Regions from separate parts of the Homo sapiens genome. Here region 2 is linked to region 1. Evidence: chromatin loops called from intact Hi-C (ENCODE). Cell type or tissue: heart left ventricle. All regions are shown on one strand.

Region 1 (8,000 bases):
CGATCCTTGGAATACCAGCCATTGTGGAATGCTGTGGATTCCTTGTTGCTCTGCAAAATCTATAATCCATTTCTTAGAACACTCACTGGTAAATATGCTAGTGACTAACTCTATCTCTTACAGCTTCCTTCAGTATAGATACAACAAGCATGAATTGAGTGCTCATCATGCATCTCCATAAATTCTCACATCATTAAAACATTAGTAATATTATCCCCATTTTAAAGATGAGGGAACTGTTGCTCAGAAAAATTACTTTCCTAGAATCACATAGATAGAGAGACTGAACTGGGATTCCAAGTCCAGTTTGAAGTCCAGTGTCCCTTTTTTCTACCATTTGTAAACCAACAGTCCAAAGGACCTGAGGCCACTTCTAGGAAGTGCGATAACATCAAACTTTGATTCCCCACTCACTGATTCTGCTACTTCCCCTTTCTCTGTTATCCCTGCACCTCTGGGCTCCTTCTTCACTCACCAGTTAGGGGAGTCTGAGACAGCAGGGCTGAATGGAGGAGGTACTATATTTTTTAAATTTCCTGATCCTAAAAGCTATCACAGGAAAAAAAAATCAAAAGAAACAAACACTGTCAAGCTACAGACACACCTGAAACCTTCAAAATTTCTCAGAAACTTTAGCAAAAACATTCACTGAGGTTAGAGCTTAGTCCCCACATTAATGTCACAAAAATCAGGAGTATGCAAAAGTGAGACACCCAAAATTATGACTTCTTAAGAAAAGCAAAAATCAGGGGTAAAATTCCAGAGAAAATGGCTGAGTCTTGGCCAGTGGTTCTCAAACTTTAGCATCCATCAGATTCTTCTGGAGGATTTTTTTAAAACACAAATTATTTGGTCCCACTCCCAAGAGTTTCTGATTGAGTAGGGTGGGAGTGAGGCCACAGAATTTGCATTTCCAATGTATTTCCAAGTGACGCTGCTCATGCTGCTGGTCTGAAGGCCATACTTCCAGAACAACTGGCTTAGGGTGATTATTTGCCTAATGAATGAACTCTTTACATTAGAGAAATAGGTCTCTGTTGGATTCCTTTAATAATTAGTTAACAAACAAGTACTAAGCTAATTAGTACTAATCAGAGGCAAGGAACCATTATGGCAAACAGCCTGAATTCTGGAGCCAGACTGCCCAGGTTAAAATCCCAACTCTGCCAATCATTGTGTGACCACCGGCAAGTTCCTTAGCCTCTTTTGAGTCTGTTTCTTTATCTGTAGAAAACAGATGATAATTATAATACATATAACATAAGAATATTGGGAGGACTGAAGGGGTTAATGTATCTAAAATACTCACAATAGTGGCCAGCATGTTAAGTGCTCTGTTAAGCATAAAATACAAGCACTATTATTATTATAATTTCTTCTACCTCTAGAACTGCCAACCACTGTATTAGGACTTGGGGATAGAGCTGTGAACAGAACATATATGGTCCCTGTACTCATGAAGTTACAACTAGCAAAGAAGATACAACTTAAACAGGTGTTTCCAAGCATTATCTGCTTAAATCAGAAGGCTGAATGCAGGGAAACAAAGAAAATGCTACAAAGTCATTACAGATTGGAGATCAATCAGGCATTAAAAACACCTTTTAAATTAGAATATACACCAAGGGAAAAATATAACTTTTCTGGAACAAACTATTGCAGCTTTTAAAATATAATGGTATGAAAAAAAACTCTTCCCAGTCGATTTCTCAGATTTCTCAACACCTAACACGTGTCATGCACTCTGTACCGGGGTTATAAAAGTGAATAGACTGTAGTATCTTCATCCAAAGACCTCCTAGGCTGTTAGAAGAAAAATGTATGTCAAGAAATAATTACACTACAATGAGAGAAGTTCTTGAAGAACTATAGGAAAAATGAAACAGTAGTGTGTAACTGCCCAAAAGAGTCTGTGTAACTGCCCAAAATTCACAAATAATATTTAAGTTGGGTCTCGAAGGGTGAATAGCAGTTGACAAGCAGAAAAAAGGGCAAATGATACTCTGCGGGGAGGAAACAGTACGTGCAAAGTCAAGAAGACATGAAAAGGCCTGGTTTGCCCAGAGATTGAGGAGATGTCTGATGTGGCTGAAAGGCTGGTGAGTGATAAGGACCAGCAGGAGATGAGCTTAGTCTCAGTGCTGTGAAAATATCACCAATTTTCTGAATAATGTGCATTTGGAGCTGTCTGGATAAGGGTTGAAGATGGTAAGGAAATAAATATGTAAAGTGATAGTCCATGGGTTTTTCAATGCAAATCTGAAGTTACCCTTGCACTATTCCCTCCAGAAGGTGAATATTTTAATGGTAGACAATAGTATTTAGCTCCATTTGCCTAGGTCTTATACGCCAGCAACAAATAATAAAAACAGCAGCAGGAATAGCTAATGTTGAGTCCTTAGCAGGTTGTACTATGAGCTTTATACACTTGAACCTGTTCAATCCCGCAACAAGCCCATGAAATATAAATAAGACAATGAAGTGCAGAAATGGTATGTAACGTGCTCAAGGTCACACAATAAGTCCCAGGGTGGGCATTTTACACCAGAGCCAAAGTTCAACCACTCACCCTCGAGTCTACTATCCTTCCTCCATGAAGGATGCTCTCGGATTTTGTAGGGCCTGAAGCTTTTATGTAAAGGCTCTTTAAGAAAAGGAATACAATTATGAATATGAGATTAAGTACAATAGTGATATTTATTTACAGTAAGAAAAAAGTTTAAAAACAAATACCTTGAGCTTTGAGGATGTAGGTCCCTTTTATCTGATCAGTGTACCCTTTGCAGGGCTGGATTAATGAAGTTTGCTTGATAGGGCACTAGGCCCATTATTGGCACTCACCTCTAGAACAAAGAAAAATACTGGCCCTTCCAAGGCAAAACAAAGGCAGACTTTTCCCCCAACAGATCCCTTTTCCTTTGTAAGAGACACTACGCAGACCTTTGGTCCTCCACTGAACTACATTTAAAATAGCTTTTGTGAAGGATAGACACAGTGGCCATTCTTATATATGTGTGTGCAAGCAGCAAAGAAGTGATTGTAATATGAACAATGTGTACTTCTTCCCACTTCTGACAGAATAGACGACATTGTGTCCTGAGCCTGGGAGGGGGTTGGGGGCCAAAATAAAGAAACCAAACCTTAAGTTTTATTACATGAAATTCTGATAAAAAGCACTTCGAAGCCTCTTTCCCATCATCAAAAAACCACACTGGGCAAGATCAGAGCTTAACAGCCAACAAAAAAACACATTCAATCCCTGAGATCATTTTCCTGAAATAGAAAACTACATATGTTTCTCAAATTTCACATCAAGCCACTGCAGAGGCCAGACTGCAGGGCTGATTTGGGCCAAAGTAAGTAAGAGAGAAGGGAGAGAGGAGGGGGATGGGGTGGGAAAGGGAGTAAACAGGAGAAAATGAGCCCGTTCTTCCACATCACCACATTTCTCTAGCACAATCTAAACTTACAAACACCCCCTGTTTCACAGAACTTGTAGTGAGGCTTGCTTATCGGGCAGCCTTTACTTTGTCAAATTAAGACACATTGCCTTGGATTAGCAAGACTCCTTAAATTCAAAATGACTTCACGGTTGGCTCAGAGTGCAGTGTCTCTAGGGCCAGCCGCCAGGAACACATCCACTGCAGAGGTCCCTCCCCCACATACTGACCTACCTGACTTTTCCATGGAGACAGCAGAGCAAAATCCTAAGCAGACAGGCTGTCAATGTTAATTAAAGGTCCAAACACCTCTTTAGAAACTATCTCCAGCTCAATATTTATACAGAACATAAGACTCCTAACAGGCAGGGTTGGGGAGAAGAGGAGGAGGTTAAGGGCGGAAATAGGTTTGAATGGCATTTGGAATCCATTAATTTTTAAAAGACAGGCTGCCACCTTATATAGACCCAGAGAGGTTCAAAATGTAACAAAACCAGGAAGATGAATGAGCTGAAGATTGTTTAGAAAGCCTGGCAAGAGTGCTCCGCTTTTGAAAAGAATAATATCTGGGCAATAATGAGAGCTGACATTTTTTATTGGTGAATGCAGTTTTTGGCACATTTTAACAATACAGGTTGACAATTTTTTGTATTTAACAAAAGGAAAAGCAATCTTCTAAATGATCTGGGAACAGAGGGCTCCCTGACTGCAATTTCTTAATAACATGTAAGAATTCTCTTCAAAGGCCCTTGATAATTTACAGAGAAGAAGGAAAAATGAAGAAAAATTTTAAAAGAAGGTATATTTTTTCGAAAAAGAAACAAAATAGAAGTAGTAAAGGAGAAAAAGGAGGAAAGGAAAGGGTACAGCATTTTAACATTAAATCATAGCCCAAAGGGTTGGATTCTAAGGTTTGACTTTAGCAATCTCCTTTCAAAGGAATGAGTTTTAAAGGAGAATCCAAAAGGAGATGCTGGTCAACCCCACTACATCTTACAGACTCAGAACTTTGGGCCTGGGAAGTACTAAATAAATCACCCACTCCAAGCAGCACATTTTGCAGATGAGAAAAGTCTGATATGGGTGCCAGGGGCCCCAAGTTACCTGGTTGGACCAGACACGAGTCTTACGAGCTCCAAGCCACACCACTTCTGTATCTTGTGATGTAGGTCCTGAAAACCGCCAAGCCTTAAGAGCTCTAGTGCCACTTGATTCCAAGACTGAATACTGATACCTTTAACCAGATTGACTGATTTGAACCTCTACCAAGGTTCTTGAGACTACCAAGAATCACATAAGTATAACATATTCCGAAAGTATGAAGTTCACAAAATAGTCCACTGACAGAGTTAGCCACCCTGGGTAAGAAATGAATTTAAGAGTTCACAAAGACTGAGATGCCCACTGTATCCTGAGGGAGGCCTTCTTGGGTCAGGAAAAAGACTCCTGAACAAGGCATGATCCAGGAATGTACCCCTTAAAATTTAACTCTTATTCCACACACTGGCTTCACCCTCAGAATGAAACCCTTCTGAGTTTCAGTTCTGTTCCCTGAAACACGAGATCTAACTCTCTAGCATCTTCACAGTTCCAAAACATTTTCAACAGAGAATATAGTATCATATCTATTTGTAAGTGAGGAATCAAATTCAGAGAGAGTTCTACTTTATCATATTGAAAAAGCAAATGAAATTAAATTCCAAAAGTGATTCAAGGTCTCAGAGAAAATTGTTCAGTAAAGGAAAAGCTATACTGCTGCTCAGTTGGAAAATGACAGTCATGCTAGAGATCATCTTTCAGCCACATAAAATCCACATCTAGACGTACACAGCAGAGAACTGGGGAAAAAGCTTTATAGAAATGGAACAGATTCAGACTAGTGGTTCTCAGTGAAGAGTGCACATCATAATCGTCGAGGTCACACAGTTTTACCCTTTCCTCCAAAGGACAAAGATGGGGCTTCTCACCCTTTTCTATCCAGATTTGCTTTACTAATGAAAAGAGAAAGAAGCAACCTCAACCTTCCTCAGACTTTGCCTCAATGTAGCAGAGAGGGACAGTCAGTGATGTAACAAGTGAGTACAAGTGCAAGGCACAGTCCCTGAGAACCTGTGCCTTAACTCATGCTTCTCATGATGTTAGCACCTCCTACTTCCTCCTACTCCCTCCGACTCCCCCACTGCCTCCAGCCCGACTGACCCAGCATGCTTCATCCTCTCTCGCCCTCCCTGGACTTTAAGCCTCTGAACTCAGGTTGGGCTGGCCTGAAATCTCCTGGGCACCTACCCATTTCTTCACCCCCACAATGTCTCTGAGACCCCTCAGTGGATGACTCTCTCCACAGGTAGCCAAAATCAAATCCCAAGCCAGGGAGGAGGTGGAGAAAAAGGTCATCGAACCACAGGTTTACTAGGTTTCTAAATGGTCCCTCTTCCTCACCCCATCCACAAGCTATTTAACTGAGTTCGGATTTATCTTAAAAGTGGCAGAGCAAAACTTTGAACTAAGGATTATTTGGCTCTTATACGGGTTTGAATAGTCAAATACATGTGTACCTATCAATTACTGGATTAGGGAGAGAATGCCTCACAGATGCTTTACTAATATATATGTAAGGAATAAGTGAATGAATGAATGTATTAATGAATAATGAAACTTGTGAGTTACATTGCTCAGATTATATACTATCTCCCTCATGATCACCACCTTCTCCCTTTACCTTGTGACTATCATTGGACTATAAATTGGTGTCTGTGATACTGGTCAATGTAAATTGCTGAGAAATTATGATTTTGAGTGTCTTTTTACCCACCCCATATCAATTCTCCCTTTTTATTTAGTAAGAAAACCCCAATATTTGGATAGGAAGACACCCAGATAAAAGCCTACACTGCCCCGATTCCCCTTCACCTCAGTTTGATTATAAACCTAGCTGCTGGTCAATAATATACAAGCACAAGTATGACGTAGATCTTCTAAGAAGATTGTTTAAAGAAGGCTCACTCCAATGTGAGGCACATCCTTTGTATGCACCACACCCACTTCCTTCTTCCTGCTACATGGACTGTGGACTTGATAATGGAAACTTCAACCGCCATCTTGGACCATGAGGTGATCTTGAAAATAGAACTCAGGACTAAAAAACATCAAAAAAGCTAGTGTCCTTGATGACTTTATGGGGAAATCACAGTAGCCCAAGACTCCATATATCTATATTTATTCACAGGAAAGAATGAGCCCTTATGTGTTTAAGTAACTGTTATTTTGAAATGCCTATTATTTCTACTATCATTAGTGAAGAGATAAGGATATTTCTTCTGTAGAGAGTGAAAACACTCTTCTTTCTCAAAAATAAGGGTAAAGAATATCTAATATTTACTGGTTATTTCTCAGCACTATTAAATATACTAAAAAATAAGCTGGTGAGAGAGGATGACTGAATCCTTCCTAGAACTTAGAAGAGCTGCTTTAAATACCACTGTTCTGAGAAATCATCCTTCAACACAACCATAAAACAATGCAAATCAAGGAGCTTTAGCATCAAGCACATCAGAAGTAACTGTGCTTCTCCCCTTACTCTCAGACACCTTTAATTTTTAATTTTATGACACTCCCTGGGGTATCCTTGCCAAAAAAAGTTACTTCTAGGATGATATAAATTCAATCAATTTTACTTTCATCCCACAGATTTCTAGTATTTTAAAAAATCAATTCTTAAACCACAATAAGAGACTACTTTATATCTACTACAATGGGTATAATTTTTTTAAAGGAGAGGGAAATAAGAGCTGGGGAGGATGTGGAGGAATTAGAACTTTCATATATTTCTGGTGGGAATGTAAAATGGAGCAGCCATAGTGGAAACATCTGGTGGTTCCTCACCAAGCTAAACTTAGAATGACCCTATGGAACCAGTAATTTCACTCCTTAGATATACACCAAAAAGAACTAAAAGCAGAGACCCAAAGATACTTATATACCAATGTTCGCCACAGCATCATTGACAATAGCCAAAAGGTAGAAACGATGCAAATGTCCACCAACAGGTCCATTTGGACAAGATGAATGGACAAGCAAAATGTAGTATATGCACACAATAGGATGTGATTATTCAGTCATAAAAAAGAAAGGCTGACACATGCTCCAGCATAGACACACCTTGAAAACATTATGTTAAGTGAAATATGCCAGACGCAAAAGGATAAATACTATATAAGTCTACTTAAATGGGGTATCTGGAATAGGCAAATTCATAGCAGACATAAAGTAGATTAGAGTTTAAGAGGGGAGAGGGAGGGATAAAAATAGTAAAGTTTTTATCTGTTCACTCAGCCGTGGGCGGATCACAAGGTCAGGAGTTCAAGACCTGCCTAACCAATATGGTGAAACCCTGTCTCTACTAAAAATACAAAAATTAGTCAGGTGTGGTGGCACACACCTGTAGTCCCAGCTACTCAGTAGGCTAAGGCAGGAGAATCGCTTGAACCCTGGAGGCAGAGGTTGCAGTGAGCCAAAATTACGACACTGCACTCCGGCCTGGGCGACAGAGCAAGACCCTGT
Region 2 (8,000 bases), 200 kb before region 1:
TCCTTATCTGTCGATGGGGATCATCTCATTAACCACAGAGCTGTGTCTAAGTCCTAGATGGGGTAATGTGTATAAAGATCCTAGGACACAGTATGCTCTCAAGGCATGTTAAGCCACAGATGGCTTAATTCTGCAACTTTCTGGGACGGTGGAAAAGTTTGGTGTCCAAAGAGCTGGGTGCAGGTCCAGCCTCTACTCATTATTAGCTTCGTCTCTTTGGTAGGCTCTTCTTTCTCTTCCCTCCTGGATTCTCTCCTATGTTCATCTCACTGCCTACATCTCTTAGGGTCAGCTCATCCAGTCCTATGTGTGCAATGACAATTTTTATCCCACACTCAGGCCTTGCTCCTGAGCTCCACATGGAACCTTTGACCTGGATGGCTAATCGACATGTCTTGTTCTGTAGCTCTGGGATGAAGGATGGCACGTTATATTTTTGACATGTCAGAAGTATCTCTGTCTCAGGATACCATTCTTGACTTCCTGATCATTCATCGCTCTCATCTGCCCCACAGTAGGTCACGGTGCTCTGTCAAATATTTTTCAAACACAAGTCTTCCTGTTTCCAACTATTGCCACTACGTTAGTCCAGCCCTTCATCATTTCTTGCTTGGATTATTACAAGGGTGATGAAACTGGATTAAACTCGTTTCCCTGACCCAAATAGTGTCCTCCATCCTGTACTCTCTTAAGCGTCACTCAGAGAATCTTTCATACCTCCACCACAATGATCTTTCTAATACACAAATTTAATTCTATCATTCTCCTTACTAAAGTCCTTGAGCAGCTTGCCACGACATATGGGACTGTCTGATGTAGCTTTTACCTTTTTGTCTCCTGAAATCCCCTATGTTATCATTTCCCAATCCTCTGCCCCCATCATTTTTATTGCACCAAGCCCATCATAAGCTAGGCCTCAGACTTAAGTGAACCTGAAATTCCCCTTGTGCCATTTTCTTTCTCAACTCTTAGTGTTCATAAATTCTTGTCTCACTGATTAGAGGGCACTCCCTCTCGCTTTCCCCTAGCTAACTTATACATATTCCTTTTTTTTTTTTTTTTTTTTTGAGTCTTGCTCTGTCCCCCAGCTGAAGTGAAGTGGCAAAATCTCGGCTCACTGCAACCTCTGCCTCCTGGGTTCAAGTGATTCTCCTGCCTCAGCCTCCCAAGTAGCTGGGATTACAGGCACATGCCACCACGCCCAGCTAATGTTTATATTTTTAGTAGAGATGGGTTTCACCAGTGTTGGCCAGGTGGTCTTGAACTCCTGACCTCAAGTGATCCGCCCGTCTCGGCCTCCCAAAGTGCTGGGATTACAGGCATGAGCCACTGCACCCAGCCACTTACTTATTCATATTCTTTTAAGAACATGCATAACCCAGCACTTTGGGAGGCTAAGGCCAGCAGATCACTGGGAGGTCAGGAGTTCTGAGACCAGCCTGGCTGACATGGTGAAACCCTGGCTCTACTAAAAATACAAAAATTAGCTAGGTGTGGTGGCACGTGCCTGTAGTACCAACTACTTGGGAGGCTGAAGCAGGAGAATCACTTGAACCCAGGAGGTGGAGGTTACAGTAAGCCAAGATCGTGCCACTGCACTCTATCCTGGGCGACAGGGTGAGACTCCGTCTCAAAAACAAACAAACAAACAAACAAACGAACATGTGTAGGACTGAACTCAATGTTATCTCCTCTGAAAAGCCTTCCATAAACCCTGACTTCTACCACAATGCTGGGTTAGGTACTCCTGCCTGCATCTTCACTTAACTCTGTAATTCCTGTATTGTAGCTTGTCATAACATACTCTGCATATGTTGTAAGTGTACATCTCTACAAATACATCTGTAATGTGTATTAACAGGTAATGTGTACCTGTTTGTAAATTAGATCACTACACAAGTGCAGGACATGGCTACCATTATCATTAACAGGACAATGACACTAACATTAAGGGCAATAATAGGATATAAAACACATCTAATATTATCTGTAAGCAAGACATGGTTAATAAAGATCGGGCTTACCAAATTTTCCTCTTCTATTTGGGGGTTTCAAAGTGGTTAAGAGTGTTCTCATAGAGTTTGCCTTTCCTAGAAACCCAATCTCTTTATTTCAGTCTCAGCAAAACAAGATACACACAAAACCTATCCACAGGTATCTCCTGAGGTTTAGCAATCTGAGTGGGTGGGGAGGGCACTGAGCAGGTCTGTCACCCTACCAAACAGTCCTCAAATTTGGATAGAGGGAGGCAGCCAAATGTTGCCTGCAATATCCTGAATTACTTGCAAAGTATTCTGGACTCCTTAAACACTGAATTCCTTATTCTTTATCATTCTTGAAACTCATATGTGATCACAGATAAAATTTAATCCATATGTTTCTCATTCATTTATAGTTAATGCACCCAGATTGCTTTGCAAGAGAGAGAGAATAGCCAAAAAAACTCTGAAGCCTTCCAAAAGTTCCTCCACATTTTCTCTCTCCTATAGACAAGAAGCCACACTTGGCCTTCTATATACAAATGCCTAACTGGCTCCAGTGAGCCCAGACTGGTTTTCAGCTTTGAAAGCTCTGAGAGCTGTGTGCCTTCAAAGATATAAAATTATATCATGCATTTTTCACAATCCAAACAATCTGTGGTGGGTAAACACATATTGGTCTATTCTATGGATCACGCAAGGGAGGAGGAGTGGGTGGGGCAGAGTGGGTGCAGGGGAGAGAGCTAACGAGGAGGTAGCGTGCTCCATCTGCACAATACTCATCAGTTGCAGTCTTAGCTCTGTTGCTCTGACATCACGTAGTGAGGTGGATCCTGAGTCAGAACCATATCTTCTATTTCTGTCAAATCCTCCAGGAGTGAGCATAGTACTAATTATGAATTAGTTCTCTAATACGGCAAAACCAATGCTCTTTTTTGATTCTAAACTGGCTGGTAGGAAAAATGGCTCCCTCCTGCAGACTTTAGAGTTCCGTTAAAAGGATGCCTGAGGGCAGTCTCCAGCCGAGAGTCTCTGCTGTGTGACCTTGGTCTTTGGGGTGTTCATCTGAAAAATGGGACAAATAAGACCTCTCTTACAGATCTGTAAAGATTAAATGTGGCACAGTCTATTACTGGCCTTGGTACAGTGCCGGGTACATTCAGTGACCCAGAGAAATGTAGCCTGTGTTAATATCATCACCTCCATACAAGCCAGGGTGAGTTTCTTATTTATGGATTGGAGCTCATGTGGGGGTTTAACTTTTTTTTAAAAGACTTGACACTATCTTGATTAGAATTCTGAAGTAGGGTACAGAGGTTATAATGGCTCTAGAGAAGAGGGAGAAAGAATCAACACGATCACTCAGATGGGTTAATTTCTACTTGTAAGATCTGTCAGTGGGCATAAGTAAAATTGAGGATTTACCCTGTTTACCGCATATTGTATAAAGGCAAGGAGAGTCCTGCTTGATTTATATCCAAGCATCTTTTACTAAAAGTCAGAATTTCTGTGCATAAGCATCAATCATTGCCTTTTGGAAGTGTTTCCCAATAGAACCCACTTGTGCTTCTCAGGCTTAGCTCAGAGGAATTCAGGATACATCCCTACAAGTCTAGACCTGAAGAATCCTGACCTTCAAAACACTTTCTCCATTTCTGGCCAGATAGAAAATGAGAAGACTAAACTGAATAGGCAAAAAGAATTCAAAACTTTCCATAGACACCTGGGTAGCTCCCCTGCTTGAGTGCAAAAGTATTATGAACTGAGAGGTGTTTATCAAATATCAGTGGAAGTGATGAGGGTGAAGGAATTTAACCCTTCCATCTTCTCTATAACAAAGGGGATTGATGAGAGGATTAAGAAAGTATGATGGCTGGATGGGAGGAAGTCAGCAGAAGAGAACTGAAGAGAGAGGGTCTGAAAGCCTACATTCCCTAGCTGCCTGATATGTTACCTGGGGCAGCACACGGCGGTACATGTGCCAGCACATCTGCGGCAGGCAGAACTGCTCACAGCCTCTTTCCTGCCAGGTCTGGACTAGGCCTGTGAATCTTTCCCAGGCCTGGGTGCCTGGAAGCCACTGCAATCAGCAGGGTGACCTATCTGTGAAAGGTGGGCCAGTTTCACACACATTCTTCCAGCTAAGATACTAGGCAAGCCTGAGTCACTCCCAGTTTTAATGGAAAAGGAAACTGAGCTTCAGAAAATCAACTCAAGTTCCTTCCTGGGATTACACATAGGGCAGAACCAAGACTTAGACCCAAATCTGACTCACAAGTCCATATCCTTCCTAAGTCACTTTTTTTTTTTTTTGGAGAAAAAAAAAAGATTGAAATAAGGAGAAGCAAGGAAATAGCAGGCAGACAGCACCTTCTTCCACATTAGGTCTGGAGGCAGCCCAGGTCCTTCTATGCCCTAAATGGAATATGTCCCTTGGTAAATTCAAGAGAGGTAATGGGATTTTCCTATGTCAGGAAAAAAGAAAAAAAAAATCACACATTTTGGTGGTATCTTTTCCCTCTTCTCCATATTCAACATTTTCTAAAAATGTTAAGTGAGCCTCATGTTAAAAAAAAAAGAAAACACTTAAAAATTGTTTTTCTATTTAAATGAATTTCTATAAAAGAGAAATGGTTTGTAACACAGAGGCAAGGGACAGTAAAAAAGAAGAAAGAGCCCTCAGAGGGAAAGTGGATCCGGGAGGGCTTAACCTCTGCCTGTACTCTATAAAAGATCACGCTAATATGTAAGGTATGTAAACACTGCAGAACAATCAGAAACAAATGAAATGATGGCTTCAGAGTAACAGTATTCAGCTGCAGGCAACAGCCAGGAGGCAGCTTTTGTTATGAACAGATCATAACAAAATGCCTTCGATGTGAAGCAGGCCTGATTTTAACCCTTGGAATAGGCTATCTAGGGTATGAACCTGTATCTGGGGCTCATCTGGACTTCTTTAGAAGAATAAAAGGAAGAAAAGCAACTGTCTGTCAAATATATGACATGATATAGGGTACAGTCAGTCCTGTGAGAGTGGCTTAAATAGAGATTGTGGTTTTTATTTATTTTTTATTATTATTTTTTTGAGATGGAGTCTCACTCTGTCACCCAGGCTGGAGTGCAATGGCGCGATCTCGGCTCACTGCAACTTCTGCCTCCTGGGTTCAAAGGATTCTTCTGCCTCAGTCTCTCGAGTAGCTGGGACTGCAGTTGCTCACCACCAAGCCCGGCTAATTTTTTGTATTTTCAGTAGAGATGGGGTTTCGCCATATTGGCTAGGCTGGTCTCGAACTCCTGACCTTGTGATCTGCCCACCTTGGTCTCCTAAAGTGCTGGGATTACAGGCATGAGCCACCGCGCCAGGCCAGAGATTGTGTATTATTGATCTGTAACATATTTAGCTCATAAAGCAACCTGTGCCAATTATAATTGCTCTTACTGTCATTTTTTTTTAAAAAAAGGCATTACAAATGAATGCAGTGGGGGAAAAGGGAGGGAAGGCAACTAACATTTGCCAAGCAGCTACTATGTGCTGTTTCATATTCTTATCTATAATTTTCATGATAATCTACCATTTCCTTTAGTTTACAGATAAACCATGGCTCACAGAAGGTCAAAGCCTTGCTCATTGTCCTACAGGTACCAAGTAGCAGAATGGGGATTTGATCTGGGTCTGACTCCAAAGCCTGTTCCTTTTATATCCAGCTGCCTCTCAGCTACTTGGGAAGCAGGAAACTCAATGAATGCAGGGGCATCAGTGGAACCAGCCCTTCCCCTTTCCAGACATTTTAGCTGTTCTTGTGTGTTTACAGAGAGGGGCCCAAGGGTCAGAGTACTGCCCAGGGGTATTCTCAAGAGTGAACCCAAACCCCATTTCTGGAGATCTGTGCACTTTCCTTCTCTCTCTCCACTCATCATGTGGCTGAGACAAGATAAAATGAAACTGTCTACCAGGGTCAGCCTGGCTTCCAGGATGTGTGAATTCCCACAGAACCCTCTTTGTGTTGATACCCTCTGTGCATAGTGTGGGCTTATTTGCCATTGGCCTGGCAATTTGAGAATTTGGCTCTCACCTGCAGGGCAGATGTCAGAGTCAGGAGTAAGAGCTATTTTTCCATTTCATTGGCTTGCTCTCATAGGGTGTGACTGAGCACTCAGCCTTGGTGGGAGGAAGCACCCCTCCATGCCTAGTGCTGGTTGCTGAGGCGTGGGGGCTAGTGGAACTGATTCCTTGGGTGCCTGGTGCCAGGAAGAAGCAGTGTTGGGGTGTACCCAGGTCAGGAATCACAGATCCATGCAGCAAGTTATGAGGCCCTCTTGAATCTTGGCTTCTTCCCGTGTAAAAGACAGACAAGAATATTCACCTTACCGGATATTTGGGAAAATTGGAGGCAATGTTAGACAAACCCTACATACTGCCTTCACATAGTAAATAATCAACATGTGAGAGCTAACTATTTAACTTTCTGCACTCTATTTTTTTAAGCTAGGAAATGTTTAATCTACATGTTTCTGAGTTCAGAGTCCAGACTAGTATGGTTAATCCTGGTAAGATACAAACAACAAAGGTGCTGGAAGAGGGGAGGGGATGGCTACAAACGCAGCAGGTGCAGGTGGAAGAAATCCAGGTCTTAAGTTTTCCATGCCAGATGAGGGTTGCTGGGTTCTCAATTTGTGTCCCTAGTGGGTTGAAGGTAAAGAGACATCAGATGTTTACACTTGAGGGATTTGTGTTAATTGTTGTAAGAAGTTTATATAATAGCTGCCCCCCAGGGTTGCAGAGCTATGAACTACAGCCTTTTGTGCAGAGCCCCTGGCTTAGTTTCTGACACAGAGTAGCTGCCTAATATGGGATAGGAGAGTAGGGGCCAGGAATTATCTGGGGCTCTTGGGAATCAAGATTCTCCAGAACAGAGACACTTCACATGACCCTTCGGCAAACATTCAGCTGAGCACCTTCTATGTGTCAGGTCCTGTGAAAAAGAGAGATGAAAAAGATACTGTGCTTGTCCTTGTTTCCCATGCAGTTGGGATATCTAACAGTTAATGCAAGAATGGCAAGATATTCTGATAAGCACCTCAATAAAGATAAAAGTTCTTAGTATAATATCAGCTTGAAGAAGGCATGGTTTGGCTGAAAGGTAAACTATACAGTAAGAATTTTTAAAAATCACAAATGCTGGATTGGCATATGTGTGATGAAAAGACAGTGGATTTATTTGCACTTTCTCATTTTATAATTATCACAAGCCGGTGAGATAGGTATCTTTATCCCCATTTTAAAGATGAGGGAACTGAGGATTAGCAGGGTCATGTAACTTGCCCAAAGACAGGCAGCCACGGAGCAGATGTGAAAATAAAATGTCAGACCTCTGAGTGGAAGGGCAGGTATGTGTCAGATCCTAAAGAACCCTTCATGACATGCAGAAATAGAATTCTGTTTTTCTTGAAGGCGATGGGAAGATGATCCCCATTTATATGTTGATTGCCTTGTAACTAGATGTCCACAAACACACTGAGGACCCTCTCAAGGATGCATTCAGGGGAACCCAGCTGAACCTGCACAGTGGTTCATTTCTGTTTTGATTCACTCAACAAATGCTCATCACCTGTTCTGCTGCTGACGGTTCTTGTGGTCACAGGCCACATAAATGTCCCACACAGAGTGGGGCCTTCCCTAGCTCTCTGGAGCTACTGGGCTCTAGATCAGCATCAGGGTGTATATGTGTGGTTTCTTCTATTTTACCCCATCATCAGTTCTACACAGAGGAAAAGAGGCTTTGCCTCAAATGCATTTCTCTTTTATTTTTTTATTTTTACTTTTTCTTATTTTATTATTACTATAGTTGAAGTTCTAGGGTACATGTGCACAATGTGCCGGTTAGTTATATATGTATACATGTGCCATGCTGGTGTGCTACACCCATTAACTCGTCATTTAGCATTAGGTATATCTCATAATGCTATCCCTCCCCCGTCCCCCCACCCCACAACAGTCCCCAGAGTGTGATGTTCCCCTTC

Evidence for each region. A loop is a pair of places that touch in the nucleus more often than their neighbours do. Peaks named below come from ENCODE experiments on the same cell type or tissue, not always from the same donor. Only the 100,000 strongest peaks of a DNase experiment are listed, where the experiment ranks them.
Region 2: a loop joins it to region 1, with 9 times the contacts of the local background. A loop is called at or near these places in 4 of 110 quality-filtered maps.

The regions. Positions count from the first base shown.
Region 1 is chr1:59,388,969-59,396,968 of GRCh38, reverse strand. All of the region lies in intron 5 of FGGY (FGGY carbohydrate kinase domain containing), which reads right to left. Among named protein-coding and RNA genes, the nearest start is that of FGGY, 96 kb to the right of the region's middle. In heart left ventricle, no CTCF peak of the experiment used is centred here; a DNase peak (open chromatin) is centred at 3,628; H3K4me3 peaks cover 428 bases; H3K27ac peaks cover 3,649 bases.
Region 2 is chr1:59,592,754-59,600,753 of GRCh38, reverse strand. The region is part of intron 8 of FGGY (FGGY carbohydrate kinase domain containing); the gene reads right to left. Among named protein-coding and RNA genes, the nearest start is that of MIR4711, 140 kb to the left of the region's middle. In heart left ventricle, no CTCF peak of the experiment used is centred here; no DNase peak of the experiment used is centred here; H3K27ac peaks cover 537 bases.